Regions from separate parts of the Mus musculus genome. Here all the other regions are linked to region 5. A link is a loop called in an ENCODE intact Hi-C map of the cell type or tissue named here. Cell type or tissue: heart. All regions are shown on one strand. Links, peaks and the distances in the headings refer to the core of each region. The heading gives the core; the rest is flanking DNA. Region 1 overlaps Stk24 (serine/threonine kinase 24). Region 2 overlaps Farp1 (FERM, RhoGEF (Arhgef) and pleckstrin domain protein 1 (chondrocyte-derived)). Region 3 overlaps Gm33299 (a long non-coding RNA gene). Region 4 overlaps Gm33299 (a long non-coding RNA gene). Region 5 holds the start of Stk24 (serine/threonine kinase 24).

What was found. Peaks named below come from ENCODE experiments on the same cell type or tissue, not always from the same donor. Only the 100,000 strongest peaks of a DNase experiment are listed, where the experiment ranks them.
Region 1: a loop joins it to region 5, with 2.2 times the contacts of the local background. A loop is called at or near these places in 10 of 42 quality-filtered maps.
Region 2: a loop joins it to region 5, with 5 times the contacts of the local background. A loop is called at or near these places in 13 of 42 quality-filtered maps.
Region 3: it touches region 5 in a loop (2.6-fold over the local background); 15 of 42 quality-filtered maps call a loop at or near these places.
Region 4: a loop joins it to region 5, with 3 times the contacts of the local background. A loop is called at or near these places in 12 of 42 quality-filtered maps.

What each region holds. Positions count from the first base shown.
Region 1 is chr14:121,314,449-121,320,374 of GRCm38, reverse strand. The region is part of intron 2 of Stk24 (serine/threonine kinase 24); the gene reads left to right. Among named protein-coding and RNA genes, the nearest start is that of Stk24, 62 kb to the left of the region's middle. In heart, for the core only: no CTCF peak of the experiment used is centred there; DNase peaks (open chromatin) are centred at 3,236 and 3,520; H3K27ac peaks cover 2,375 bases.
Region 2 is chr14:121,275,985-121,281,910 of GRCm38, reverse strand. It overlaps Farp1 (FERM, RhoGEF (Arhgef) and pleckstrin domain protein 1 (chondrocyte-derived)), which reads right to left. Exons shown (of 27, transcript NM_134082.3): 22 at 5,592-5,674; 23 at 5,406-5,518; 24 at 4,846-5,012; 25 at 1,968-2,075; 26 at 940-1,091. Among named protein-coding and RNA genes, the nearest start is that of B930095G15Rik, 30 kb to the right of the region's middle. In heart, for the core only: a CTCF peak has its summit at 2,632 (motif pointing left); DNase peaks (open chromatin) are centred at 2,550 and 2,905.
Region 3 is chr14:121,442,291-121,448,216 of GRCm38, reverse strand. Gm33299 (a long non-coding RNA gene) reads left to right here. Exons shown (of 3, transcript XR_383790.2): 3 at 3,502-3,560. Among named protein-coding and RNA genes, the nearest start is that of Gm33299, 12 kb to the left of the region's middle. In heart, for the core only: CTCF peaks have their summits at 2,594 and 2,804; a DNase peak (open chromatin) is centred at 2,796; H3K4me3 peaks cover 800 bases; H3K27ac peaks cover 1,128 bases.
Region 4 is chr14:121,448,737-121,454,662 of GRCm38, reverse strand. The region is part of intron 2 of Gm33299 (a long non-coding RNA gene); the gene reads left to right. Among named protein-coding and RNA genes, the nearest start is that of Gm33299, 5.2 kb to the left of the region's middle. In heart, for the core only: no CTCF peak of the experiment used is centred there; a DNase peak (open chromatin) is centred at 3,352; H3K4me3 peaks cover 509 bases; H3K27ac peaks cover 262 bases.
Region 5 is chr14:121,375,786-121,381,711 of GRCm38, reverse strand. Stk24 (serine/threonine kinase 24) reads left to right here and starts at 2,482. Exons shown (of 11, transcript NM_145465.2): 1 at 2,482-2,814. The coding sequence starts at 2,773. In heart, for the core only: a CTCF peak has its summit at 2,155; DNase peaks (open chromatin) are centred at 2,061, 2,191 and 3,251; H3K4me3 peaks cover 3,104 bases; H3K27ac peaks cover 2,352 bases.

The sequences.
Region 1 (5,926 bases), core at 1,062-5,061, 62 kb after region 5:
AACGGTGAAGGGGCACCCTGTCAGGAGCAGACATGTCTCTAGTTGAAATTTCTAATAATAATGAAATGATTAAATATCAGATTCTGTGGACTGATGTTTTTTGAAGTCTATCTATCTATCTGTCATCTATCTATCTGGTATATCTGAACTGTTAAACCTTAGTTACTCTTAGTCATTTCTATTTGAGTAAGTTGAAAGTACTTTATTATAATTAAATCAGAATTAACCTAACCATGAGTTTACTCTATGGCCCCTAACTTATTTAACTTAATCATCTTAAACAGTTTGTAGTAGGAGCTATTAAAAGAATTGGGTCAAAGCCTTGTGTTCTTTTTGTTTTGTTTTTTGAGACAGGGTTTCTCTGTGTAGCCCTGGCTGACCTGGAGCTCATGCTATAGACCAGGCTGGCCTCAGAAATCCATTATCTCTGCCTCCCAAGTGCTGGGATTAAAGGCGTGTACCACCACTGCCTGGCTAAAGTGTTGTATTCTTAAATGAGTTTCATAGACACAATGCCTATCTAAAAGTAACAATATTAATCTCAAATTTTGTATCAGTATACAGATTTATACCAATGAAAACCTTAATTCTATACCAATATATAAATTCTGTACCAATATAAAAAATTATAACTTCAATTTTACATCAATTACAAAGACTTCTACCAATGTAAGATGATGGCTGCACAATGCTTTGTTCAAGAATAAATTTAGCAAACCATCTCATCTATTTCCTTCCTGTTCAAAGTTATGACCATTTCCAAAATTATCCCTTAAAATGACAACCTATCTATAATTTGTAAAATAACCAAAAACAGACACCCAAATCCAAGGAGTGGGGCCAACAACTCTCCATGGCTTCTTCCTGCTGAATAGGGGCGATGAGAAATTCTTTAAAGCGGTGGGGAAATTAGAAAATTGGTTAGACTTAAGGAAGCTAGCTTTAACATCTGTTATCCAGTCTCTGTATGCTTAGAAGGCTAAGGGCTTGGTTGAAGTTCTCACTGGATCCATCTGAAAGGTTGGATGAGGCGAGATCATTTGGAATCAGTAGCAGTTCCTGAAGCAGTTCTGGAGGCAAGTCAGTGGACAGCGTCAGGAAGCAGGGGCTAGAAGAGCAGGTCAGTGCAGCATCTCAGAGGATGAGTCTTGTTAAAGCTGTACATTCTCACAATAAAATTTTAGCACCTTTAAGATAATTGTATGCAGCCAGGGCTATACAGAGAAACCCTGTCTCGAAAAAACAAAACAAAACAAACAAAAGAATTGAATCGTATGGATTGTGCAGGGTGCACAGATCAGTTAAGGATGAAATTAAGCTCCTTGTTTGAACAGGTAAAAGACAACTTTTTATTGGTTATTTTTACTAATAACCAATTGTGATAAATCTTCATTTGTACTATATGAAGGAGGGCATGAGGAATTTTAAGGATCCCATAACCAACAAGATTTATTGTCTCATTTTAGCTGAAGTTTTAGCTAGAGACACTTTTATGTCTAAGCCAGTTACTGGGCTGTTCCCATGTTGAAGAATCAGCAGATAAATTTACCTGTCTTGTTTGACTTTCTGGAAAATTTCAAGATCTCCAGGGGGTCTTCCCCTGTCATATCTGATCCATATCACTCTGGAAGGGGTCCAGAGCCTTTTCTCCTTTGTGGTATGGAAGGCAGATAAGGGAACAGACAGGGGGGTTTCTCTATATTGTGTTAGTGGGGAAGGAAACGTGCGTCATGGATTCTGTTCATGGCTCTCAGGTGATACAGAGGGATATCATAAACTGAACTCTAAAGCTGGCAGTAGGTCAGGCTGTGGTGTGCACAGTGAGGAAGTTGGGTATATATATCAAGGCAGAGACTGGACCGTGGCTTTCAGATTAGGAGTGGCCAGCGAGAAGGAAGTGGGTAGCTTTGGAGCTGGGCCCTGAAGAAGGGAGCTGGGAGGTGGTATGGCTGCAAAGACAGGGCTGCTGTGGAAAACGAATGTACCACATGGGCTTGCAGGAGGAACGGTGGTGGGAAGAGCCTGCCTGCCTCTCTGGGCAGTGTGCTAGGGTTGAGATTTGTGTTTGTTGTGTGCTTCTAGATATGCCAGGCTCACCAAGGCTTGCTGTAGATGTGTTACACCGGGGAGAGTGACGGGGACCAGGAAATGGTAGGATCCATCAACTGCTTTGAAACTCTGAACGGCCTGGGATGTTTTCTTAGACATTTGGCTGGTTATTTTATTTTGAACACTATTTTAGGGTTAGGGTTACTTCCAAATGCCTGTCCTGCTTCTGTGCTGATTGTTTATATATTTTGTTATCCTACTGGCTTCAAGAGTCTGGTAAACTCTGGCTTTGAGTTTAATATTTCATTTAAATCCTGCAAATACTCCGAGAGGAGGTCGCATAGGCAGGTTTTTATGAACTTGGGCAGATGTAGGGCTCTCCAGTGGGGATGTTCACAGATGAGGGTAAGTTGGATTTCTGTTTTAGGTCTTCTCTTCTCTTCTCTTCTCTTCTCTTCTCTTCTCTTCTCTTCTCTTCTCTTCTCTTCTCTTCTCTTCTCTCCCCCTCTCCCCCCTCTCCCCCTCTCCCCCCTCTCCCCCTCTCCCCCTCTCCCCCCTCTCCCCCCTCTCCCCTCTTCTCTTCTCTGGGTTTTTCTAACAGTCCTGGCTGTTCTGGAACTCACTTTGTAAACTAGGCTAGGCTGGAATTCACAGAGATCTGCCTGTCTCTGCTTTCTGAGTGCTGGGATTAAAGGTGTGCATCCTGACTGACTGGCTTGGCACAGTGTTCTTGAGAATAGCTAAGGCTGGCCATCTGTGTGAGCACACACAGACTGGTCTTCAGGCAATGGATGGTTTTAGTCTAATAGGCCCTGGGTTGTCACGGTTACGTGGAGACCAGTGGCCAGCCATACTGGGCACCTTCCTTCTTGTGCGGGGGCCTCCTTGCTCTCTATGGTTGTGTGGATACCCTTGGAGTTGACCTTCTGACAGTGAACCAAAGCCTCCTCCCATGCCTGTGGTGAGCCCCTGAGCAGTTCTCTGTTGCTCTTGGCTATGTGTCCTGGAGAGGAGGCAATGAGTTTGCTCAGCTCCTGCTCGCCATTCTTCCAGAGCTGGTGCCTCTGTGTATTACTTCAAATTGGTGCTGTGTGGGAGTCCAGGGGACCCCGCCCTCTCATGTGCTGCAGTCAGGACAGCCCCTCTCCATGGCGTTCTTTATCATTTGGATGTCACCAGCTATTATATTCACGACTGCCAGGCACAGCTGCAGCGCCGGCCGGCCAGGGTGAGAGTCACATGTTTGTCTTCTGCAGGAGTAAATTTCAAACTTTAGCAGTTGCCCTTGTCCTGGAGAAAATGAGAATGGCTGGTTGAGTCCACGGTACCATCACAGTGACCAGGAGCGAAGCAGAGCTCCTCGCTTAGCTCCGGTGGACTAAACACCAGCAAAGAAATCTTGGCTTTGAAAGCACAAGAGGATGCTTATTTCACAGTCAGTTATGGGGCAGGCTCAGTGCCCAGGAGATATAAAAGTTCTGCTTTGTGCTGTTTCTGAGGCTGGGTCCAGCATTCTACTTTCTCCCCTGAACACACTGTCCTAGTGTAATTGAAGAAGGTCCCTGGAGACACGTGGCAGTCCTCTCTTGGGTTTTTTATCTACAAAGTTGGGTAGAAATAAAATCCCAATTAGGCTAAATATTTTACAAAAATGCAGCTGTTTTCGGCCCAATGTTACCTATAATTTAAAGTAAGTATCAGTGGACTCTGTAGTTCTTTATGTCCCAACACATACATGTCTTGCATATTTAAACCTCAGCCTGGGGTCTGAACATTGTTGTGGCTGCATAGAACAGTGAAGCTTTCTATTCTAAAGCTGCCATGTTCCTGAAACATGGTATGTGGTAGGAGGTCAGAATCTTAATCATATTATGCAACGGACTGCTTGTTAATGAAAGAGAAGGCTTAGTTCTAGGGAGGTAAATGGGCTGTGGTTCCGGAGCCCCTGCAGTGCGGCACCAGGCTCAGGCTTGTGGGTTAAGGACATCTGCTGGGGAAACGCAGAGTGGATTGCCAGGAGCAGCTTCTTAAGACCTCTCAGAGGCACCACAGTAGGTTTTCAGTGCTGTAATAAAACCCGGGCAGTGCTGAGTGAGGCAGAGCTAGCCTGTAATTCCAGTAGTCAGAGGTCAGGAGGGTCAGGAGTTCAAGGTTATCCCCAGCTACATAGCCAGTTTGAGACCTTCCTAGGTAATGTGAGACTTTGTTTCAAAAACCCAAAATCAAACAGACAAAAATCCCAACTCTAAACCCAAGAGACAGGGAGATGGCTTTAAGTGTTCCGGACAATCTTAGTTTGATTGCTAGCACTCAACTATCCATAACTCCTTGCTCCAGAGAACCTGACATCCACTTCTGGCTTCTTGGGACACATGTACTGGTGAGCATGCATGGTCCCCCCCCCCCCCCCCCAGGCTCTGGTGTTTCTGAGGGCATCAGCTCAGCCACTGGAGCTTTTGAGTCACTCCTGACTCTTCTTCACCCACTATGCCACATCAGCAACTATAGGTTAGTTGGCAGAGTTTGGACAAAAACAAACTCCCATCAGCTGGTGACCGTGTAAATGTCTGTTCCAGCGCCTGAACACAACAGTGTGCTTCTCTCACCAGGGTGACAGGTCACAGCCCTCCCTGGCCACACAGATGCTACTTCTGTCCAGCAGGTGACGGTGTCTCAGCTCTCAGACCTTCCTGAGTTTCCTCTGATGTGTGCGCTGTGTAGGTGTTCATTCACCCTTTTGTTTACCAGAAGCTCCACAAAGCCAAGTCTGCAACCCCATCTCACAGTGCTCTGCGACACCCGCCGTGTTTATGCCACACTTATGCCAGGCTGTGTGACGACCAGCTTTCCCGATGCCGCGACCCTTTAATACAGCTCCTCATGTTGAGGGGACCCCCAACCATAAAATCATTTCGTTGCTTTTTCATAACTAATTTTACTACTGTTATGCAAATATCTGATATGTGACGACCCACCACCCCCAGGGTTGAGTGAGACCCACCAGTTCAGAACCGCTGGTTCAGGTGAAGCTCTGGAAATCGAGCAAGAGGAAGCCTTTGAGTACACTGCAGAAGGAGCAGGAGGAGGGGAGCTGGGTCTCTGCCAGGGTCTACAGCCTTCCCTCCCATGAGCCCAGGGGTAGAGGGACACTTGAGCTAATGCAGAAATAGAAATTTGCAGGCACTACTCACATGCCAGGGTCTGTCTCACCTCATCTCCATTGGCACCTTGCCAGGGTGGATGCTGTGGCATTTAGAGCACACAGGAAGAAAGGGAGGTGTGAACTTGCCAAGTAGTGGGTGGTGGTGACATCTAAGGAAGGGCAGAGGTCGTCTTCAAGCCAGGCTACAGGACTCATGTCCATCCATGGTCATCATCCAAGCAAAAGGACATCTTTCATTCCTTTTATTTCTTCACAAAATCCATGTCTTAAAACCTGCAGCCCCAAGTTGAGCCCAGATCCTAGGTCACATGCCTTGATCTTACAATTTTGATATTAATGAGCTGAGAGTCTTTCAGGGTACAGTGCAAGTATAAAGTGGATCCCTTATCCGATGACTCCGACTATAAAGCCCTTGCATTATTCACTGTGAGGAATCTGCCCTTGCTCATTATCCTGATCTGGGATGGATTTCAGATTTACAAACTCCCATACACAGGGGTTTCTGGGTCCATGCATCTCTGCCAGTGTAGGGCAGCTAGAGGTGCAGGGTGGGGGGTGGGGTGGGGGGGATATATGTCTTCCTTCACAGCTCTTCAGCTGTTAGAAGCTGGGTCCCTCCGGAATCAGCTATTCTTCTGTCTCCGTTTTTGTCTGAACTGAAGTCTAAGGCTACATTGTGTCTAGCTTGTTACACAGCTGCTTGGCTCAGTCTGA
Region 2 (5,926 bases), core at 756-4,755, 100 kb after region 5:
TTACCTGGTCCAACATGTCTTGAGTGTGGGTAAAGAAGACCGCCTACTCGTGGGATTCGGCGTGGCAAGGCTGCAAGCCTTGGAAAGATCTTTTCTAGATCTCTAAGGATCCTGACCACTGGTTATCAACTTTCCTATTTCTGTTGTTACTTCATAACTAATTTAGTAGTTATGAATCATACTGTAAATATCTGAATTTTCTGACAACCCCCTGTGCAGGGGTCAAGACCCACAGGTTAAGAACTGCTGATCTGGGCTGAGACTTGCCACTTTTTGGGCTCATTTGCAAGCAGTTTGGCTTAGGGTTTGCTGGCTGGTTTCATGGACATTTGCTAGGGATTGTTTCTAGTTGGCCTGTTGACCTTGAAATGCCAGTGAGGGAACAAGCCTACATCCTGACAAACAGCAAGGCCAGAAGAGAACTTGTTCCTGCTGGGTGAGGGGAGGCTGGCATGTTGAGGCCTCTGATTGTTACTACAGTCCAGTGACCTTGGTTGTTGTCTTATACTATGGGACACATTTCCCCAAAGCCCTGTTTTCCCCTTGGAATGTAAATTTCATGGACAGTTTTAAGTAAGAGTTAACACTGCCGAAAACCTGGCAGCCTATTTCCTTCCTGACTCTGAACCACTTCGACACTCAGCTTGCTTGCTTCTTCGTGTGGTTGTTAGCTAGCATCAGCCTTTGGGTCCATTATGGCCACTTGTGCCCCACCTCCCCCTGCTGCAGCTTCCTGGCAGAGGACCAAGCACGTTGGCACGTGCTAGCTAACCTTACATGGTAAGAGCTAACATCTCTACGACACCACGCTGCGGGGCTGGGAGTATGAAGCAGACCTATAGAATGCACACAGACTACTCAGGAGAGGCGAGCCCTGATGTCAGGACAGGGACCATGGTCCTGCAGGTGGGCTGTGCAGACATGGGCGGTGGCACCTACCTTTCAAATGTGTATTCGCTTTCAGCCCTGAAGTAGTACACGTGGGACTTGAAATGCAGCTTGAACACATAGTCCTTGTGGATGTTCTCAGACTCAGAGGGGATGGTGAGGGAGTAGCCCAGCAGAGGCAGGCTGGCAAGGGGGTGACTGTCCTGCAACAGGGTACAGAGGAAGTGGTCAGTGGTGTTGGGTAGGGTTGCTGTTCTAGTCAAGGTCTCCTGCTCTGGACTAGTTTGGTCGAGAAGAAGCCAATCTTGGCCAGTGTGCCGTGGTCTCCTCCTTTAAGGGCAAGTCCATTAGAACGAGTCAGGCATCTGGATAGAAGGCCGCCCCTGAGACCCCTGGTGTGTTTACCTTAAGATAGGGCATGTATGAGTTTCTTCCTCAGTCTCTGCCCCCTACATAGTGCAGTGCCTGGACACACCAAGTTCTGCCTTCCTGAGTCTGGACTCAGAAGGGACAAACTATTCTTTTTCTCATGACTTCACTGTGATGGCCGAGCATAAGTGTGCTTTAGGCTCCCTTCTCATTTTATAAAGCTCTTTCCCCTCCCAGGTGTGTGGCTGACTTCCATGCCACTCTGTCTTTTCCTTTCTCCCAGGAAGCTGTGGGATGGATAGCTTGCCCACCCTGGTATTTTCCTTTTAGATGTTATACATTGTTCTCCAGCTTCCATTTGCCCATTTGTCCCAGAGCATCTGCGTCTACTCTTAAAATTCAACACCACCAGGAGGGGACTCCCAAGACTTGGGCTGACATGTCTTTCCTGCCTTTTATTTTTTCAGTTGGCAGAGTTTTCGCCTCCTCCCTACAGGACAGCGTGGAGTCACCCTCTCCTCTTGTGCCATCCTTGAATAACTGGGTGTCGTGTGTTCATTTAGAGCGGAAGCTCTCCAGTGGACATGGCTGGTCCACTGGAACCCTACATTCCCCCACCCTCACCCCCTGCACTGGATTCTTCACCTGTCAGGTGTTGCAAGCTCTGTACTTCAGGTTAGGGCCAGCTGCCCTGTGTCAGGGGCACTTACCTGGTGTGATTTGTAGAAGAACAGGCAGAAGTTGGTGAATACCACCCACAGCTTCTGCCAGCCATTGCTGTTCTTGAACTTTCTCAGCAAGTTCCCAGAGAGCTGGTTCTGAAAGACAAGTGGGGGGGGGGGGTAGGAGAGATAGGAGGTGGTCAGAAACACAGTTCAAAGGCACGCCAGGGAGTTGGTAACAACTGGTCCATGGCATTCACTGTATCTCAAGAGACTGGTAGCCTCTGTGAGTGGGTCTGGAGTCCCTAGCAGTGAGCATGGGTTTCCCACAACAGACATTGTTCATTTTACATGGAGAGATCATCAGTTGAATGAATTCCTGTCACAAGTTAATTCCTGCCCCGACACAGGTGTGAGTCCTTACTACTATCACCCTTGAATGTGACAACATTAAGGAGCAAGGTGGTCAGTCATACTGGGGCTGGGAAAGGCCCTCGGTCCTATGTGAGTATGGTTCTAAGGAAGTGATTCAGGGCACCAACACAGAAGCAGAGGTTAGCGTGGGGCGTCCATGACCAGGGATGGCTAGCCAATGAGCTGGAAAGGACACAGAGTGTCCCTACAAGGAAGGGGGCAGGCTGGGATTCTGGTCTTTTCCCTGGAAGATCTAGGTCTATCAGCATAGACCTCCAGAGTGGCTCTATGCTGCCACCTAGTGGAGAGGTCCAGAAGCCACTCTGCCAGCCACTGCTTCAGGGCATGCTTGTTGCGTTCCTGCAGTTCCTGTAAACATGAATCCTTGCCGTGTGGAGTGAAGGCAGGGACACAGCACAGACCTCACACCTGACAGCTTCAGATTGTGAAGAGAGCTCCGTCCACCCTCTTGACAAGCTGACCTTCCACCCCGCTGCCAAGTGACATGACTGGAGGTCACGGAAAGGAGGCAGGAGGTGTACAGTAGTGAAGGCTCCTTGATGCCACCCAGCAGTTCACTGGAAACTGTTAGGTTGGCAAATTGTGTATCTATTACCTCACAGTTCAGCATCCCAGGCCGACGGGACAGCCCGCAGCACCTTCTGCTCTTGCAGAAAGCCTGAAGTGGGTTCCCAGCACCCACACTGGGGGATCATAATGGCCTAGGTATCTCAGGCTCTGGGGGGACTCAACACCCCCTTGGCTACCACATGCATATAACCCCACTCTCTGCTGAGAGAAAAGCTTTAAGATACTTCTAAGTCTGCTTTACTACATTTTGTAAGTGCTGATGTCAGGAAGGCCCTAGAGGGAGGACATGTCTACAAGTTCCATCCTTCAGCTGCTCAGAGTGATGGGAGATGGCAAAGTGAGCCGAGAAGGGATTCTACCCAAAGCGCTTCAACCACCCACCCACCCACCCGGCTGCCGCTACCTGCCTGCAGGGGGGACAGGAGATTCTGGGTAGTGGCAAGCCTTGTTGTCCATGAGTCAGACCCCTTCTGCCTGGCCCTCCTTTCAGAACTCTCCCTAAACGACATCACTGGTCTGTCATTGTGTCACGAACCCCAGCAAAGCTTGTAGTGTCTGGCTGGTCTCTTGTCACTGCGCTCTGCCCTCTTAAAGCTGAGCCCATGGGGTTCATGTGGGTGGCAGAGTCTTAAAAGTGAAGCATCTAGGAAGTGAGGCCAAGAGAACTTCTTCCAGGCAGCATCACAGGGCCAGCAGCCACACAGAGTGGAGCCGCTGCGTCTGGGAGTACTGCTTCTCCCAGGATGGTCCTCCCAGGATGGTCCTCCGCTGCTTTCAAGCACAGGTCCCCCTCTCTACTGTGACCTGCCTCACCTGGGGTGCCCTCACACACAGGCCCAGATGAAGGATGGCATGGAGCAAGGGCAGCAAGCAGGCAGCCTCTCACTGGGCAGGGCTTAGAAATGTGATCACAGGATACTAAGGCTAGACACTCACAGGAAAGGGAGTGTTGGGGAGTGCTAGGGTCTTGGCTGGGGCCCCTTGAAAATCTCTTCAGGACACAGCTGTGGTAGGAAACTATAACTGTGAAGGCCACTTGCACAACACAATTCCAAGACTCTTGGGATGTATCTTAAAGAACCTGTGTGTCTATCTCCAATCTCTTCGGGTCAAAGAACCAGCAAATTACTACTGTCCTTGGCTCAGTCTTTCACGTGATATTATGTGGCCCGGGCAAGTCAAGAATTAGAACTTTGTGCATTTTAAAGAATGAAAGGAGTCTTTTTCACAGAAGTCCCTCTCCCCATGGGGCCAGAGTTGGAGGCACTGAAGATGTAAGAAGCACAAGCTGCCATACAACTAGAGGGGACTGGGGAGACTCACACCAGCAGGTGCTGTTGGCAACGCGACAGGAGACAGCTTTGCTGTTCCTATGTTTGCCAGGCTACTTTGAAGTGGGATTTAGAAAGGTCTAGAAGCTGTGTGCGGTAATTCAGTGGAAGGCTCACCTTCAAAGCAACTTTCCAGGCATGGGCTACTGAGCCCATCTGGAGACTCCTGCCCTGGGGTCCCTTCTTGGGATATATCCTGTGAACTGTAACTATGCCCTGCTAGAAACATCTCATCTCCCTTCAGACCGGGCTACCCCCTGGGTACCTGATTCCACAACTGCCATGGTGTGTGCAGCTATTGGTTGAGTATGGGCTGCACTGCTGTACAAGGGCAGAATCTTGCCCTTGGCTAACTCCATGGAAAAAGACAATGTGGAAAGCAAAGGAAGTGAGGAGGCTCTCAGGCGGCAGGGAATCTGCACTGCATTTACAAAGGAGGGTACCACCCTGTCCCAGCTGTAGGATGGCTCCAGCTCCTTATACCCTTAGGCTGGCTGTTCTGCGCCCGCTGATCACATAATGCCCTCTCAGTGGTGGGGCACAGTGGCGAAAGGCTGGAGGTGAAAGCTAACTCAGGCCCCGTTTCCTACCTCCACAGCAATGCTGAAGTCCACCATGGAGACACTGGTGCTGCGATGCCAGCACACGTGCACCATCGTGTTGCCACGGTGAGGGGCCTGGCGCTCCAGCGATGTCCGAGAGGCACTCAGGTCATCCTCTGACTCCTGGTCAGCCGCTGTGGCTTCATCCGGGGACTCTGCAGAAGGTTATCAAGGGCAGCACTGGTGTTTCTCTTCCCTACGACCAGCCTGCAGTGCTGGCAAGGCTGTGGGGTAGGGACTCCCAGTGTGGTCCCCCAAGGGTGCCCAATGAGTAGGATTCTAATGAGACCTCCAGGGTAGAGCACCTTCCCAGAATCCTCTTCTCTGGCTGAGAATCCTTCCTGTCTGTAGATACTGGGCCTCTGGCCTGCTTCCCCTCTCTGTGAATATCAGCTAACACAGGGCAATGTTGGCTTGGAAGAGATGACACCGTGGTCCCTCTCATTCTCTCATCCTTTAACACTGATCCCTACATAGGAGGCCTCCCTGCCTCTCCCTCAGGGGACAGTCCTTGTAGCCCTGGCCTTGGACACGCCTACTCCACTTACTGTTGTCAGGGGGGCTGCTGGCAAGGAGCTCGGGGGTGGGTCCATTGCTTTTCTCTGCCAGGTCAATGGCCATCTGGATGTCCTCCATCCATTTTTCCATCTCTGACCGGGAACTGGGGACAGAGATGGCTTGTCAGACCACGGCCAGTCAAAGGCAAGCAGTCAGAGGTCAGGTTCAGGAGTTACCTGGCAGCCACGATGATAGATTGCCGCTGGCCCCGCAGGGTCAGGCAGTGGGGCACACCCCACTCCTCCTCACTCTCCTCGATCTGTGGAAGGAGAGTTTACCAAGTCACTGCTGGGCAGCAAGCCAGGCACCTGGTGCCTTTGTGGGCACTCGGGAACTGGCTACCACACCAGTAAAGGCAGAATTCAGAGCGGGACTCAGGCCCCAGAGGAGCCGTTTCCATAGTCAGGGAGGACGCTCTAAGGCAGAACTCAGAAAGGCCAAGGGATATGTTGCATTAAGTCCTTTTGACAGCTCATATACTTCCTCTCCACCTTGTGAAAAGATTGACATA
Region 3 (5,926 bases), core at 499-4,498, 67 kb before region 5:
AGGTGACAGAATAGCATTGCATTGCAGAACCAGAAGGACACCACTGGAGCTGCCGGAGCAAGTGTGCCTTAGGAAGGCTCTCCCCTTGGTGGTGTGGGTCCAGTGTGCTGGCTGTCATCCTGACTCATCTGAGATTAACATGAACCCAAGCTGCTGGGTGCACCTGTGAGGGATTCTTTTCTTGATTGGATCACGTGAGGCAGGAAAACCCACCTTGAATGTGGGCCACACTTTCTAGTAGCAGCCTACATGAAGAACACGGGGGAAGCAAGTGCTTACTCCCCACCTGCTTGCCCTCTCTGTCACTGGTAAATCCATCCCTTCACTGGTATTAGAGCCTACATCCCTAGGATTCTGGTGTATACTGAAGACCAGCTGAGACAGACAGCCTCATCATCCAAACAACTATTGGATTCTTAGACTTTCTGATGAGAGACAGCCATTGTTGGAACAGACAGACCACAGCTCGTAAGCCACTCTAATACATTCCATATTTTTCATTCATTCTATCAGTTGTTTCTCCATAGAACCCTGACTAATGCATGGGATTTGGAGTGGTCACTGACAGAGGTCAGGTGATGTCTTTAGTGAAGGCAACTGGCTAACTCAAGGCATCTGGAAAGGTATCCACCTCTAAGGTCTCCCCTGTCTCCTGTTAGCTGAAGTCAGCAGGAAACCAGAGAACAAGGGGCTCCTTGGTCAGTTCAGGCAAGCTCGCCTCCTGGGACAGAAGCCAGACAGCTGGAGCCGGGAGGGTAGACATAGAGAGGCCACAGGAAGTACAGAGCCACCAGTACCACAGGTTATATGGCATTGCTGCAACCTGCTAAACTGCAACCTGGGAAACTCAGGATGCTCCAGAAAGAGAAGGGGCCTGAAAGAGCCAATCAGCGGGAGGGGTACAGATCCTAGCCAATCAGTGGGAGGGGTACAGGTCCCAGCCAATCAGCGGGAGGGGTACAGTTCCTAGCCAATCAGCACGAGGGGCACAGGTCCTAGCCAGAGAGCTACTGTGTACTGACACATTTTATCCCAGGATAGCAGCTACCGGTTCTCCAGACTGCCAGAGGCTGTAGAACTAAGGAGAGCAACCGTGGTGAGGGCAGTGCTGAGGAGGACGGAGAACCACTGATCTCCCCCATGGAATGCACGGTAGCCTGCGCTATCTCTCCAGCACCTCAGATCACACACTGTCCTGGGACCGCTTCCTTCCAGATAACCCTGTTCTTTAGGTTTCTTATCCTGCTAAGCAGCTGAAGTTAGCTAGCTCTTGGTTTCTGGGTTAAAACAATTCTCTTTTTTTCCCCTTGAAATAATGTTTTATTTTAATTAGAATACAGTAAAAACATCTTTCCTTTCCCTCGCCGGTCCTCTCCCTCCAACCCCTCCTGTGCCCCTCTCTCAGTCCGTGTTCTATGGCTGTCAAGAGATGCGATGGCCGCAGCAAATCTTATAAAGAACATTTAATTGGGGCTGTTTTACAGTTCAGAGGCTCAGTCCATCATCGTCATCGTCGCCATGGCAGGAAGCATGGCACTGTGCAGGCAGACATGGTGCTGGAGAAGGAGCTACATCCAGATCAGCAGATAGCAAGAAAGAGAGACACTGGGCCTGGCTTGAGCATTTACAACCTCAAAGCCCACCCGCAGTGATACACTTTTTCTAACAGGCCACACCACCTAAGCCCTGTTACAAATTGTCTCTCCCTAAAGACCAGGCATTCAAATCTATGAGCATAGGGAGCCTTTTTTTTTTTTTTTTTTTTTTTGAGACAGGGTTTCTCTGTGTAGCCCTGGCTGTCCTGGCACTCACTCTGTACACCAGGCTGACCTCAAACTCAGAAATCCGCCTGCCTCTGCCTCCGAGTGCTGGGATTAAAGGTGTGCGACACCACGCCCGGCAGAGACCCCATTATTATTCAAGTTACTACAGCCCCCTTTACTTCCTTTAAAACCCATGGCCTCTTTTTCATTGATTATTATTGCATATATGTACTTAAATATGTAAATACAACCTGCTGTGTCTGTTTACTGTTGCTTGTACGGAGGTGATGTCAGGGCTGGCCACTTAATATTGGGTAGCCAATTAGGGAACCTATCCCTGGGGAAGGCTGTCTGTCTCTCAGTAGTCACCTGCAGTTCTTTGTAGGTTGGGGCCCCTGGAGATTCCCTCTCCACGTTGGCATGATTATTAGTGTTGTGTTTATTCATGTCTTGTTCAACCATATTGTTGTGACATCGCGACGCTTCCTGACCATCTCTTCCTGGTCATCTCTCAGACTCTGACTCCTACAGTCTTTGTGCCCCTCTTCCTCTATGTTCCCTGGCCTTAGGTCCTGGGGAATCCCGTTTGGACATCCCAGATGTTGTGCCCTGAATCCATGGGAAACCCAGACTAACCCAAGAATTGCGAAGTCCACTGCAACGTGCAAAAGAGTCTTTTATAATTTCAAGTTCAAACTCGGTTTACCCACCTAGCACTCACTGGGTGAACGCTGACAAGCGACCCTGAGTCCAGAAATCATTGGGTTTATATACAGTATAGGAACAGTGTGAATATTCACAGAAAGGGGGAGTAGAGGGTGGAATAATACTGAAGCGGGAGGGGGGGCTAAATGGGTGTCTGTTCAAGGACTAATTTTATGGCCAGTCGTAACTGTCTGTGACCTGACCTCTGTTTACCTTTTACTTTTTCCATGGTTTCCCTTGCGTTTGTTTTTTCTCTAAGGTCTCAAGGACAGGCACCTGGAGTTTTGCTGCTTCTCAGCAGGAGTGTTGAACGCCATTCTAACGCTAGGGGGCGGGGCGGAGGGGAGCCCCAGGGCTGCTCCAGAAGGGCACAGCACAGCACAGAAACCAGCTGTCTGCATATTGTGCTTGCTGAGGGCTGGAGGGAGGATGGGAGCCTCTGGCGGGGAACAGGAAGGCAAACTGTCTATACAACCCTGAAGTCTCTCTAGTATCTGTAATTCAGGGGTTACAACAGTACAGGAGTGATGTCCATGTCCATCGGGGCTGGATGCCCCACAATTGCTTTCTGACCAGTTGTGGCTTTCTGTAATGACCTCCGTCTGCTGCAAAGGGAGACTTCTTTGATGAGGGTTGAGGGCTGTGAGTATAAAGACTCATAGAATACAGTTAACCATAATACTCTCCCCTCAGAACAATCTTCCTGTTGTTTTGAGACAGGGTCTCAAAATGTGTATCCCTGGCTGTCCTGGAACTTCCTCTGTAGACCAGACTGGTCTCAAACTCACAGAGACCCACCTGCTTCTGCTTCCTGAACGCTGGGATCGAAATTCATGCCCAGCCCAGCCCAGCTGCTTAGAATAATCTTAAGGAACCACAGTAGAAGCTGTTTTCTTTCGATGGTTGAACTGAGAGAAGAGCTGGATAGAGATTGAAAACCATGGCTTCTCTCTCTGTGAGGCCCATGGGGACCAGGCAGGGCCCTTGCTCTTGTCTCTAGTTGCCCTGCCAAGTGGCTCCTCTTTAACTGCAGCTCTCCTTCTGTGATGTGGATGTACACTTTGAAAACAAATGAACCTGTGGATGGAGGCACACACCTGCAATCCCAGCATTTGGGAGGCTGAGGTGAGAGGGTTGCTGGGAGTCCCAGGCTAGCCTAAACTACAGAGAAAGACAAGGAAAGAAGGAAGGAAGGAAGGAAGGAAGGAAGGGAGGGAGGGAGGGAGGGAGGGAGGGAGGAAGGGAGGAAGGAAGGAAGGGAGGGAGGGAAGGAGGGAGGAAGGGAAGAAGGAAGGGAAGGAGGAAGAGAGGAAAGGAAGGAGGGATGGAGGGAGGGAAAGAGGAAGGAACAGATGAGTAAGTAGAAACACTCTAGTGAGATGGCTCAGTAGGTGAAGGTGCTTGCCATTGAACTTGATAACCTGAATCTCACCCCCAGTACCCATTATGGTGGAGAGAACTAAGAGAAACAGTTCTCTGTCTCTCTGTCTGTCTGTCTGTCTGTCTGTCTCTCTCTCTCTCTCTCTCTCTCTCTCTCTCACACACACACACACACGCATATACACATGCACTCACACATATATATACACACATAGACACATAGAGAAACACATAATATATTCATACACAGTGACACATAATATATATACTTACACAAACACAGACACACATGCACACACATACATTAACACACACATATATATACACAAAGAGACAGGCACATAATATACTCACACACAGAGACATACACAGAGACACACACAGCACGCACACACATGCACAAATACGTACAAAATATTAAAAATAAGGGCTAGCAGATTGTCATAAAATCATTGAAATGTTTTGTTACATTATGGCTTAAACTGCAAGATGTTTAATATTAAAATGAGAAACTGAAAATTAGAAAAAAATAGCTTACAATGAAACAAATACTGAATTGCAGTACAGCCAGGGACTGCAGCCACCTCCCCCAGGGGTAATCTCCGAAGCGAACACTTTCAAGGACAGAGGACATGGAATTATCATAATAGTTCTGATCTAGAACAAAACCATTCATTCTGATCCCTCTCTGAGTAATCGGGGCTTTGGATCTCATTCTGTTGTTAAAAAGAAAAAAAAGTTAATAATTAGGTAATGACCTCAGTGAGAAACATGAAAAGATTTTTCAATTAAAAGATAAGTTTGAGGGTGAAGACTTTATTTATAGTTGATAATAACCACATTAGTCAAATTAATGAATCCACATTCAGAAGGTGTCCAGTGAATCGTATTTCTGCGATATGAGAATTATCTCGGGTTTCCCATAAATTAGGGTGCTTGGAATTGGGATTTTTGAAGACCAGGTGAAGTGAAGGCTCCTGATTACACAAAAGAGGTGATTATGACACCGATGGCTCCCAGCACTGAACACATGCTGCCTGCCCCATGGTCAGTAACTCATTCTTCCCATAGAGCGTGTGGATTACCGATAGAGCACATGCGCACACTCTGCTCTGCGCCCTAGTCTCAAAGGGGTTTTCTCGCCACTTATTTTAAAGAAAATCTAAGGTGTGCATTTAGGAGGGTGCGCTTTTTACACTCAAGTGTAACTCGGGAAGGACGTAGATTATGAAATTAAAGAATAAGTTTAAAAGGAAGCCTTGGTCAAGGTGGATGGACTCAGTACATCCATGTGTAAAGTTAACACAGGGCAGGGACATATCCTGCAAGGCTTTCCTGATTTGCTGAAGGACTTTGTTTTAGAAATTCTAAATTTACATGAACAAATGAACAGATAAAAATACTAGGGAAGCCGGGCGTGGTGTTGCATGCTTTTAATCCCAGCACTCGGGAGGCAGTGGCAGGCAGATTCCTGAGTTCGAGGCCAGCCTGGTCTACAAAGTGAGTTCCAGGACAGCCAGGGCTATACAGAGAAACCCTGTCTCGAAAAACAAAACAAAACAAAGCAAAAGAACAACTAGGGAAACTCTTAATAATAATAAAAAATAAAAAAAAATAAAAAAAAAAGAGGGGCACCACAGGCTGAAGAGATGGCCCAGTAGTTGAGATCACAGTGTTCCTGCAGAGGACCAGAGTTCGGTTCCTAGCACCCAGGCACCCAAGTGGGTGGCTCACAGCAGCCTCTCTCCTGCTCCATGGCCTCTGACACCCTCTTCTGGATTCCATGGGCATTGAGCTGTCATAATGGTTTCGTTGTTTTCCAAACAGGGTCTCTCTACATAGTCCTAGATATCCTGGAGCTCACAGCATAGACCAGGTTGGCCTAGAACTCAGGAATCCACCTGCCTCACCTCAGAATGCTGGGAATAAAGGCATGAGTCACTATGCCTGGTTCCTACTCATTGGTTTGTTTGTTTGTTTGTTTTTTAAATAAATAAATAAACAAATAATCTTTTGCCAAAAAAAAAAAAAAATCAAGGAGAGCTTATTCTATAAAGTCAAGGATTGTGACGTATTAG
Region 4 (5,926 bases), core at 1,163-5,162, 72 kb before region 5:
CTGTCTGCTAACCGAAGCCTAGTTAGTCCTGGAAGCTTCTAGCCTCTGTACAAGCTAATCTAGGCCTAGATGTTCTCAGCCTCTGAATAAACTCACTCTTTCTAGTCCTTCCTGAACTCTGGCTGGCTGGTTCAACTCAGCTGTCCTGGCTCCAACTCTTCTCCAAGCTGACTGATTCAATCTGGCTCCTCTCAGTTTCTGACTGAATTGCTCTGCTTGGCCTCATCCTAACTCTGGCAATCTGTTCTAAGCTTCTGGCTCCTTCTCACTCTCTGACTCCTTCTGTCTTCACCTGTGTCTAGCTTGTTCTCTCTCTACAACCAGTCTCTGTAAAAGTCTCCCAGGAAAACTGCCTCTGAGTTCCATGAACTGACTGAACGTAGCTGACTAGAACTCAGACATATGCATGCCTTTGTCTCCTCTGAGTGCTGGGATTAAAGGCATGTGACTAAGACCTGGACCTAAGTTTTTCTTTACCTGAAACTTGCTCTGGACAGGCTGGTCTTGAACTTAGAGATCTGCTTGCCTCTGTCTTCTGGGATTAAAGGCATGTCTGTATTCCAGCCAAATCACATAGACCTAGCAGGTCTTTGTATGTGATCTCTTATCAGAGCAGCCACATTCTAAACTAAAATTCCTCTACAATTCTTGGTTCTGTTGGTTCAACCATTGTGTATAGGTCACCTATCCTGAGCCAACTGAGCCTAGACACTCAGCGTACATCTAAGATCCAAACCATTGTGGTAGTGTAGACAATAGTCCAGTCAACAAGGAAGCCATGGGCAAGATATTGCAGAAGGTGCCAAGGATTTAAAACAAGGCACACACCTAAAGATGTGGCTCAGTTGGTAGAGTGTGTGCCTGTCAATGCCAGTACAAACACATGAATTCTGTATAAATAGCAGAATGCTACTGGTTGGTAGAAAGGAAGCTGAGATTAATTATCTTCAGAGGATCTTGTCAGGATAGTTAGCCATCCAGGTCAATACCGCAGACCTGAAGGGACATATCCTGCAGTTCCAAAGGGCAAGGGGAATTCCTTGTTTTATGTTTCCAGAAGGAGTGGTGGTTAAAACTCCATACCATGTGACCTAGCCTGTGTGCAGGAGTCACTAGGCCCAGAGACCCTGAAAGTAAAGTTGTAATTCAATCTTGTCTTGGGACTGAGCCTGGGGCAGGGGGTGGGGAGGACTGGGTTTGCAGCTGTAAGTGGGAGGGAATGTTCAAGGCCACAGCAGAAGCTTATCAACGTTGTGGAGATGGAAAGGCTGCTGTGGGTGTGGATGGTTTGTGTGGGGAGAGAGAAAGCAGCAATTAGAGGTATTGTGACCTGACAAGTTGGATCACCCTTCACAGAAAACCCTGGCATGATGGTACTTGCCTGTGATCCCAGCACATGGGGTGGAGACAGGAGGTCAAGGCTTCACGTTATCCTCAGCCACATAGAGAGTGAGACCAGCTGCCCACGTGGAAGGACAACTCAGGAAAGGACAGCAGAAAGCATGTTAGCCTCCCTCAAGAGATGAGGAAAGCCATTGTAAGGACCATCCTCTGAGCCAAAGTGCTGCCATCTTCAGTTCATCTGGGCCTGTGCACCAAAGATCAATAGCTTGTTGACTATTGATGGTCCTTCCTGGAAGGAGGGCATGGTGAGGGTCATGAGACCTGCACCTGAGTATCCAGCCACTCCTCCCAACCAGTTATATGCCATTCTGTTTGCACGTGGCCTCCAGGTCTTAGGGAAAGGCTGGAAGGCATAGATGGGGAAGGACTCAAGGAGGGAACTCCATCCACACAGTGATGGGCGAGGCATCTGGCATGCCAGGTGCCAATCTCCCCATGTGGCTCTTTTAAAGTCACCTGTATCCATTGCTCTGTAAGAAACCCCAACAAACTCTTTGGTTCCTCAGCATGAACCTCGGTGCCACCACTTCTTGGTTTGTCATTGGGAAGTGGAAGAAGGTGGTGGGTGGTTGCTTCTCCCCAAGGAAAGGCCTTTTAACAACGGAAGCAATCACCATCATAGCTGGAGGCAGAGCAGCAGGACACAGGGGACATCTGTTGGAATGCCAAGAGGACATGTTTAGGGCCTTTGAGAAGTTGCAGGAGACCATCGCACACAGTCGAGAGCAAGGGCAGGGGTTGGGGTGGGGGCAGAAGCGACTGTGTGTTCAGTCACGGGTTTATGGGTCATGGCAAAGACATAGGCTTCTCCTTGAAAAGTCCCACACTCTGGCCAGTGCCGAGGTGGGGTCCCTCCGGCTAAAGAAGCAGCAGAAAGAGATCAAGCATTGACTCAAGATCCCCTCATGACCTACAGAAGAGCTGCTCAGTCCAGGAAGGTGGCATTAGGACTTTCAGAGTGGCCCATACTAAGGCTCTGAGTGCTTTGTTTCATCTAGCACTCAAAGGAAGTGGGCCAGCATCTCCTGACTGCCCCTGAGGAGACCAAGGCACATGGCAGTTAAGCAATGTGTGGGAGCAATGTTTGCTCCTACAGGAAGGTGTTCTATCTCCTCTCCTCTTCCCTTTCTTCTCCTCCCTCTCACCCCTCCTCCTCTCTCCTTTTCTTCTCTCTCCACCTTAATTATTCAGGTATTTGCTTAACAAGTTACTTCAGAAAGCACTAGAGGACACCTCCAGTTCCCTTTGTACCTTTAGGTCCTGGGAACAGAAGAACTTACTAAACCTTCAGCTAGAAGGAGTCATGTCTATGAGACTCTGCATTCTTCTTCCAGGAGCAGCATAGAAGAGTGGTCAGTTTATGCTGTAGAAGCCATGGTTTCAACTTGAGGTCCTCTTGCCTCTTATGAGTTGTCTCTTCTCCACCACGGCCAACTGCACACCTGAACTGTGAGCCCTTACTTTCTAAAGTCGTGTCTTCTCAGGCCAGGCCATGAGGAAAGTGCATAATACAGAGAGCAAGTGACTGCATACAGTTCTGAGGCTCAGTTTTCTGTCCAGAAATATGGGTTACCTGGACGTATTGCCCTTGGTGATATGTTTCATGCTCGTGTATCCAGGACCGAGGGGTTCCCAGGACGGAAGGGAGCTGGTTGCTTTAATGAAATGAAACCAGACATAGAAAGTGCATTGGTCTTGCACATAGTAGGTACTCTATACAAGCAGGTTATTGTTTTACTTCTTTGCCAACAAATACTGTTTTACTTCTTTGCCAACAAATACTTAGCAAACATTTACTTTATACTAACTGTAGTTTAGTGCCAAGCGGATGCACCACCCTTGCCTGCTTTGATAGCTTTAAAGGCATTTGATGAGCACCCCGCCCAACCCCTTGGGGTTTGACCAACCATGGCCCAGTGAAGCAACCCTCAAGTGTTTATCTGGGAGTGCCCCATCTTTGCCACAAGGTGGCAGAAGAGTACACTTGTGGGTTACAAAATAACAAAAGTTTTAGGTAAACATTGGCCCTGTCTCCTCCGGAATTGTTCATGCTTAAACATAAGAAGCCTTGTTAGATACCGGAATTGATCATCCTAAATGTTTCCATCTTGAGAAGGGCGGAGGTGGTCTGTTAGGTCGGGGATTCCAGTAGGTTTGCTGTTCCTCAGGACGGCACCCAGAGGCGCCCGATAGTAATGGGCTTTACTGAATTGGGGGATACTGAGGAAGGAGACTGTCGACTAGAAGGCGTCTCCCGCGTGGTGGGTTCTGCATCATTTCACTAATGTCTGACGCACTCGTTTTTCATTCAGCCCATGGCACATTGCTGTTTTCCATGCGTTGAGGTTGCCCGACAGATTAGCAAATCTGAAACAGTGGTGGTTGCTGATAAGTGCTAACAGAAGCAAGCTTAACAAGAGGTTAGAGAACAGCGAGGGTCCACTATGATTATAAATATTATACATGTTCTACCAAGAGAGTTCTGTTTTCAATATGTTGGTTTTTCCAGAATCTTCTACAAGATGCCAATCTGGGAGCCTTTTATAAAGAGTTCTGGAGGAGTCCTGTAGAAATGATCTTGGAGTTTCCTTGATTTTTTTTTTTTTTTTTTTTTTTTTTTTTAAGTTTAAATCCTGTTTTTGCCTTTTTTCCCCCTTGGATCTTTCAAGTCTAAAAACATGTTAGATTCCTCTTCCATTTGATTGGCACTTGGCTGGGTACAGAAATCCCGTTGAAGGAGGTTCTCTCTTGGGTATTTAGGGAGTGTTCTTCCTTGTCTTTCTACTTTTGATGATGCTATTAAAATCCCATGCCAGGCTCAGTATTTAATATTTTATATGGTATTTTAGTTACTCACCATTACAACAGAATACATGACAAAGAAGACATGTGGTATGGGAGGAAAGGTTCGTTTGTCCACCATGACAGGGAAGGCACAACAGCAACACCTGAGGTAGCTGCTCACACTGTATCCACATTCAGGAAGCAGTGAGAGGCAGCTCTTTCACGTTTGATCAGTGTGGGACTCATGCCCAAGGGATGGCACCCTGAATACTCGGCTTGGTTCTTTCCCCCCCTCAGTTAAACATTTCTGGAAACACCCTCCTGGACACACCCAGAGATATGTTAGCAGTGAAGATAAATCATTGTATATGGGAACCCTTTTCCCTAGATAAGCTTGTCCCTTGGATATATTACAGGATGTTTATTCAACACGCTTGAGATTCTAATAATAATGTTTTATTTTAATTAGAAACAGGGTCAGGAGATGGTACATCCCAGAACTTAGGAGGCACAGGAGGTGGATCTCTGAGTTTGAGGCCAGCCTGGACTCTGTAGAGTGAGTTTGAGGACAGCCAAGGGTACACAGAGAAATCCTGTCTCAAAAAAAGGAAAGGAGGAAGGGAGAAGGGGAGAGAGAGGGAGAGAGAGAGAGAGAGAAGACAGACAGAAAGAGTGTGTTTTTAATTTGAGGACTTTTTAAAAGAATCAATTTGGAATATTTGTGTATATAAAATGAGATTTCTTGGGGTGGGAATTCCTTTATGTTTCCTATACAACTTATGCACACAATCTGAAAGTAATTTTAAATTTTTGGGTTTTTGTTTGTTTGTTGTTTATTTGTTTTTTGGGGTGGTTTTTTTTTTTTTTTTTTTTTTTTTGGTTTTTGGTTTTTGGTTTTTTGAGACAGGGTTTCTCTGTATAGCCCTGGCTGTCCTGGAACTCACTTTGTTAACCAGGCTGGCCTAGAACTCAGAAAATCCGCCTGCCTCTGCCTCCTGAGTGCTGGGATTAAAGGTGTGCACCACCACGCCCAGCTTCGTAAATAGTCATGTGCAGTCCCTGGAAGTCATTTTAGACAATAATTTTTATATTGTGTATTTTGACTACCATCTGCCCCATAAGGTCAGGTGTAGGATTTCCCACTTGCAGCCTTATACCAGCAGTCAAGAACTTTCAGATAATTAAGCATTATAGATTTGAGGATTTGGGTTAGGGACACTCAACCTGTAATTTGAGAGTTCACTGTGATCTGTCTGGTGTATCATTTTTATCTGTTGTGCGGGATGTTCATGGAGACTTGCAAATTGAGAACACATGTTCTTTGACTATCAGAGATTGTAATGAATGTTTCGTTTAGTCTCCTGCCTTCTGTTTCCCCGCTCGCCACAGAACTCTTAGTTCAGTGTTGGCACTCCCTGGCCAGCCTCAGATACTCTTACCCCGTCCCTTCCTGGTCTCCCTGACCAGCCTCGGAGGCTCTTATCCTGGCAGGAAGAGCAGGGGTAAGGTCATCCCCATCTATATATCTAATTTGAGGCTAGCCTGGTCTATGAAACCTGAGATAGATAAATGAATGGGTAGACAGACAGGCAGACAGACAGACAGGAATGGATATTTTAGGTATTTGAGAGACAGAGGCAAGAAGATCTCAAGTTCAAGGCCAGCCTGGGCTACAAAATGAGTTGCAGACCATTCAGAGTGATATATCAGGATCCTGTCTCGAAAAAAGAAAGAGAGA
Region 5 (5,926 bases), core at 653-4,652:
GTAGTTTATTGGTCAAAGAACAGTTCTCCAACACTTCTGATTGTCCCCTTTCTCTTCGTCCTCAGTCATGCTATTGGTTTGACTGTGCTGATCCTAAGCACACATTTTAGCATGGTGTCTTCATAGGTGGAGGTTAGCAGAGACTGAAGAAACCATTTTTAAGTCCAGGAATAATAATCACTGCTAAATCCTGGTGTATAGCTGGACTTTTTTTTCTGTGCATAGATGTATAATTCCAGTAGCTTGTGATCAGTCTACCCTTTTTATTTTTTATTTACCTATTTATTATTTTTGGTCTCACCTAGCCCAGATTGGTCTGTATCTCAGTATGTAGGAGAAACTGGCCTTGAACTCCTGATTTTCCTGTTTCTACCTCCTAGTGTTAGGACTTCAGATTACATATTATTGTTTTGTATCCTATATTTTCCTGACACTATGTAATAAAACTATCTTTCTACATTACTGCATTAGTTACATCTCCCTAGCTGCTGTGACAAAGCACCAGGACAAAGGCAGCTTTTATAACAAAGTATCTATTTGGGTGAATTGCTCCAGAGGGTCTAGAGTCAGTGGTGGCAGGGGAGCTTGGCAGGCATGACAGCAGCATAGGAAGTTGATTGCTCAGGTCTTGAACCATAAGCACCAAGCATAGAGAAGAGCACTGGGCAAGGCTTTGAAACATCAAAGCTCACCATCACTCCCACCAGGAATTCTTCCTCCAGCAAGGCTGGGTTGCTTATACCTCCCCAAATAGCACTCACCCACTGGGGAGCAAGTGTTCAGATACATGAGCCTCTGAGGGACATTATCACAATTACTAAACATGACCTACTAAAATATCTTTTCTTCTTTTTTTTTTTTGGGGGGGGGGTCATGTTCTTTAGAAAGTGTCTCCCTGTATAACCCTGGTTGTCCTGGAACTATATAGACCAGGCTGGCCTTGAACTCACAGAGATCTGCCCGCTTCTGCCTCCCAAATGCTGGGGTTAAAGGCTTGTGCCACCACACCTGGTGAAGTAGTAGTAGTAAGAAAGTACTCTTTATGTAATCAGACATTTCCAAGGCTGAAAGTCGCTGCCTCTTGGTAGAGACTCCTGTATTTCTGGTCATTCTTTCATGTTATTCTAGGTAGAATTTGAGGTTGAATAATATATGCCTTTTCAAGATTCATGGTCTTGATCATTTTCCCTTGTATTCATTAAGTACTCCATTTTTTTTTCTTTTCTTTTTAGGTTTCTTCTGCTTAGGGAACACATAAACTCTTGGTTATATGGGTTCATACTTTTAATGTTTTCAGTTTACTCTTTAGAAGTGGCAACGCATCTCAGTCAGGTGACCAGGAGTAATCATGCAAGCCTTCTAATACATCTTAGCATCCTGGAGGTCTCCTAGGCTAGGTTTCCAAAGGGTATTCGGCTTACTTTAACTTCTGATGCAGGACCCAGAGGGAGCCTGTGTTCTTGGAATACAAGGACACCTCAGAGAATAATCTCTTCTCTACCTTAGTCGAGGATTTATGCGTCCTCTATTTCTGAACTCTTGGGGACTCATTTTGTATGGTTAACCTTGCACAGCTGTGGGGCAAAGCGGGCACTCCTGAATGAGGCCTCAGGGTCCCTATGGCGAGAGACACAGCGATTCTGACTCTTAGACCACTTCCTATTTGCCACTTGTAAATAAAGTACTTCCTGGAACCGCATGGATTCACTCCATCCTTCCTTGTTTGCTGCAGAAGCGGCAGCTTAGGAGGAGGGCAGAGCTGGTGCCCAGAGAGGGCCTACGGCCTTAGGAGCAGTGAAGCGAGGGGAGGGCTGGGTAAGAGTCGGGACGCGGTTTCCTTCTATTGTCTTCCCTTCCTCCAGCACCCCTCCGCACCCCACTTTTCCCTTCTTGTGCGCAGCGCAGAGATGGCGGGGCCCAGCCCTTCCTCTGTCCAGCTAAGTTTCCACAGCCGGCGGCCCAGGCGAGGCTGAGTTCAGTACCCAAGGCAGTGCACACAAACCGCCCTCTCTACCCTTGGGGTTTCTTCCTTGATCTGGCTGGAAACTTCGTACAGTGAGGACGCTCCGGCCGGGGCTTTTGGAATAGGCCCCAGGCTAGGCCCCTCTGGGGACACCCCGAGTGCAGACTCTGGCCTCTGGAGGGCCAGGGCGGGTGGAGAGGGAAGGGTAGGAGTGGGCGGTGCTCTTCGCTCCCCCAAACTCAGCTCTCTTCCGCGCGCGAGGCCCACCCCGCGGTTCCGAAGGACCCCGGCGCACAGCACCCGAGAGCGCCCGCCTGCCCGCCGGGCCCCGGGGACCCCGCCTGCGCGCCCGCAGGGAGGCGCGACTGCGGCCTAGGGCGCCCGGCGGCTCCTCCCCTCCCCCTCCCCCTCCCGGAAGCGCGGGGCGGGGTCCCCGGCCGGGCCGCGGGGGCGGGCGCGGGGGCCGGGCCGGGGCGGGGCGCGGCGGACTGTGCGCGCCCACTCGGCTCCAGGCGGCCAGCGCTCGCGGGCCCAGGCCGCCCGGCTCGACCTGAGCACCGCGGCGGCGCAGCGACGGGATCCCTGGAGAAGCAGCCGCAGTCTCGAGACGTCCCCCGCGCCCCCCACTGCCCGCCCCAGGCTCAGTGTATGGGGCCGCGGCCCGCCAACCTTCGTTGAGACCGTCCCCGGGGTGCGGTGGCCTCGGGCTCCAGAGCCCGCCCCGCCACCCGAGGGCTGCGCGCGGCCCCGGGCCTGCTCGCCGCGCGGCTCCGCGCGTCCCGGGCCAGGAAGTGGCGGCGCCGAGCGCCATGGCCCACTCCCCGGTGCAGTCGGGCCTGCCGGGCATGCAGGTAGGTTGGGGTGGCCCGGTCGGGCTGCGGCCAGGGCGGAAGCGGGCAACTTGGCGGTGTCAACACGCCCCCCCTCCCCCCAACCAGCCGGGCCCGCTTCTCCGGGATCTTCGCCGACTCGGGCGGCGGGGATCTCGGGTGTATGCACGTGGAGGGGCTTTGGGGTCTGCGGCCTGGGGCCGAGGTGGGGTGCAGGAGCTTTGCGCTCCCCAAGTCCGACGCGCAGGCCGAGCGCCCATCCCGGGCAGGAGTCTGAACTAGTGTCCTTGGAGGCCCCGCTTTGGTGCCTGGGCCCTATGTGGGCCTGGGACAGGGATAGCGGCACTCTGGGGTCCGTCCTCAGTTAGCAAAAGTCCCTCCCCAGACCCCTCAAGCGGGAGACCCGAGCGCAGGGCGGGAGCGCGCCCCGGCTGGTCACAGTCCGGGCGGGCCGCAGGGCGGGGTGCAGGAAGATGTAACCTCGCATCGGAGCCTGTAGTTCTGGTGCGGAAAGTGCGAGGTTGCAAACTCGGGAGGCGGAACCCACACCTCCGCGAGCGCCCTGGTGTGCAGAGCCCAGGTTCATCCCTCGGGTGCCAGGACTCCGCTGCTGGACTTTCACTTTGAGACCGGTTGGCATCCAGAGGAACTGTGTGCTAGCGGGCTTCTTGGTGCACACTTTGTATCTTCTTAGCCTGCCAGTGACTTTTTCTTCGGAGGGGAAGGGGGCGGTGAGGGGACGGAGTTGAATTTCAAGTTTATATGGATGCACGAACTTTTTTTTTGCTATTGAGGATGGTTTTCTGCACTTTGAAAAACAATCACTTGTCTGTTCAAACTTGTAAAGTTTGTGAGCGTATATAATAAATACAGACATAATGATTGCGATTAAGATAGCAAGACCAGTCAAAGTTTTGCTTTCCCAAGGAAGTGAACGGAAGAGTTTTGCTTAAAAAAAAACAAACAAAAATCAACAACAACAAAAAAAAAACAAAACACCTCAGAATATCCAAGGTTATCAGTTTATAGATGCAGCAGGCGCCTTCTCTCTGGCTTCAGGGTTGAGCCGCATGGACCTTGCTTGCCTCTTACTGCTTCTGCCACTTCTGAAAATAGTTCCTATCCCTCTTTTCTTCTTCTTTTTTCTTTCCATACCACGTAAGGAAAATGGTTTTCTTGGCCCCGGTTTTGAACTCTGGAAAAATAGGAATTCAAAGTTACCACTTCAGTGGCCACTAGAACTTGAGTCATTTTTAAGGGATAATAAAGTTGGAATTGAGAAGTGTCACTGGAAAAGTGCTCTCAAAGTATTCCTGAGTCTCACCTTGCCTGCGTTCTAAAACTTGATGGTGCTGGCCGCTAGTTGAAAGTCACCCCAGGCCTCCTGCAACTCTTGCCTTGGTTTGACTTCAGAGACAAGACATCAGGGTCAACTGGGTGACAGTTTCTTACCTGTGGCCAGAAGGACCTCGTGGCACATTTCTTCACGTTTTCTTCATTCTGGCTGCTATAGTGATTTACCTGGCTCCACCCTGAAGCCTCTTCACTAGCCCCAACCTTTGTAAAAGAAAGTGTTTGAAAAGATACTTAATGTGGCAGTGTGTGGGGTCAGTACCAAGTGGTTCCCAGCTGGATTCTGCTTCTGTTTGTTTTAAAGAATGGGCCAAAAAATCTTCATTTTGGGAAAAAGAAAAATTCAATAACTTTACCCAAAAAGTGTATTTCATACGTGTTCTTGAAAGGAAGATGTTTTAATTTTGCTTTTTGGTGTGAAGACGATAACCTTTTTTTACTAGTATTAATTTTTTTTGTCTGTTCTGGTTCCTCAGAGGAGGAAAAGTGGCTTCCCACAGTCGTACCCGCCCCTGTGTATGTCTTCAAACCATATGATACATTTTTGGTGTATTATTGGAGACTGTTCCTTCCTTCCCTTCCCTCCAGAAAAGAAAAACCAGCGCGTTTATTTTCAACTTGGAGTCAGGAGCTGCAGCTCCCTGGGAGCTGTTTTGAGGATTACATGAAAGGCAGATCTGGCCTTGACTCTTTCTAGGGTAAAACTGGAGAGGAAGAGAGAGGCATTCCCTATTGCTGCTGTGCTTATGAACTCCCTGTCCGTCCTGGCTCGGGTTTAGGAGGAACTGGGTTAGTTTGACAAGTCGGGTGTGGTAGTGGCTGTCTTCAATCCCAACGCTCAGGAGGTGGAGGCCTCCTGGATCTCTGTCAGTTCAAGGCCAGCCTGGGTTATCTTAGAGAGTTCAAGGCCAGCCTGGGTTATCTTAGAGAGTTCTAGGCCAGCCAAGGTTAATGCTGAGACACTGTCTCAGAAGAAGTGCACAAAGTTTGGCAAGGCAGAAGTGCAGATTCAGACAGCCCGAGGGAAAAAAAAGCAGAATTCAGGAATGCTTTAGAATAAAGACTTTATGGCCTGTAATCACTTTATATCTGTTGACTATTACTGGTACTGATGAAGAGAAGATACCGTTTTATAGCTTTGTGAATGAGAGAGTATTTGAACGGACCAAGGTAAGGTAGCATTTTAGATGACATACAGTGATTAGAACCCAGGTCTTCGCCCTGCCTTTGCAAATAATATATATCATTTTGTTTTAGATTGTGTTTGCTGAAGAAAGAAATATAAGATGAATGATTTTTTCACTCAGTGGCTGTGATTGATTGACGACTCTAATGATCTTTGGTGAGGAGTTGAAGGCTGTATACCTGACTGTTTTGATGAGGTTTTCTAAGGATTTTCTTTCCTCTTTGGGTTATTTTGTAGTCTGTGAGAGAACTAGAAAGTAAGACCCGGCCAGGTGCCTTTAGTCCCAGGACACAGAGCCAGGCAGATCTCGGAGTTCGAGGATAGCCTGGTTGGTCTTTGGAGTGTAGCTGTCTTGAAAAAACACGTTCTGAGCTGACTGCAGTAGATGAGTGTGGCTGTTATGTCCTTCCTGCCTTCTTCAGGAACATTCACTGTTTTGCCATGTTGGTTCCAGTGAAAAAAGTTTAGTTGGAGGTGGGAGGGACCTATCTAGTGCTTTGAATTTCCATTAAATCATGGAGCAAAAGAATTAGCTTTATGCAAGCCAGGCAAGCGGTGGCTCAGATCTTAATCCCAGCACTAGGGAGGCAGAGG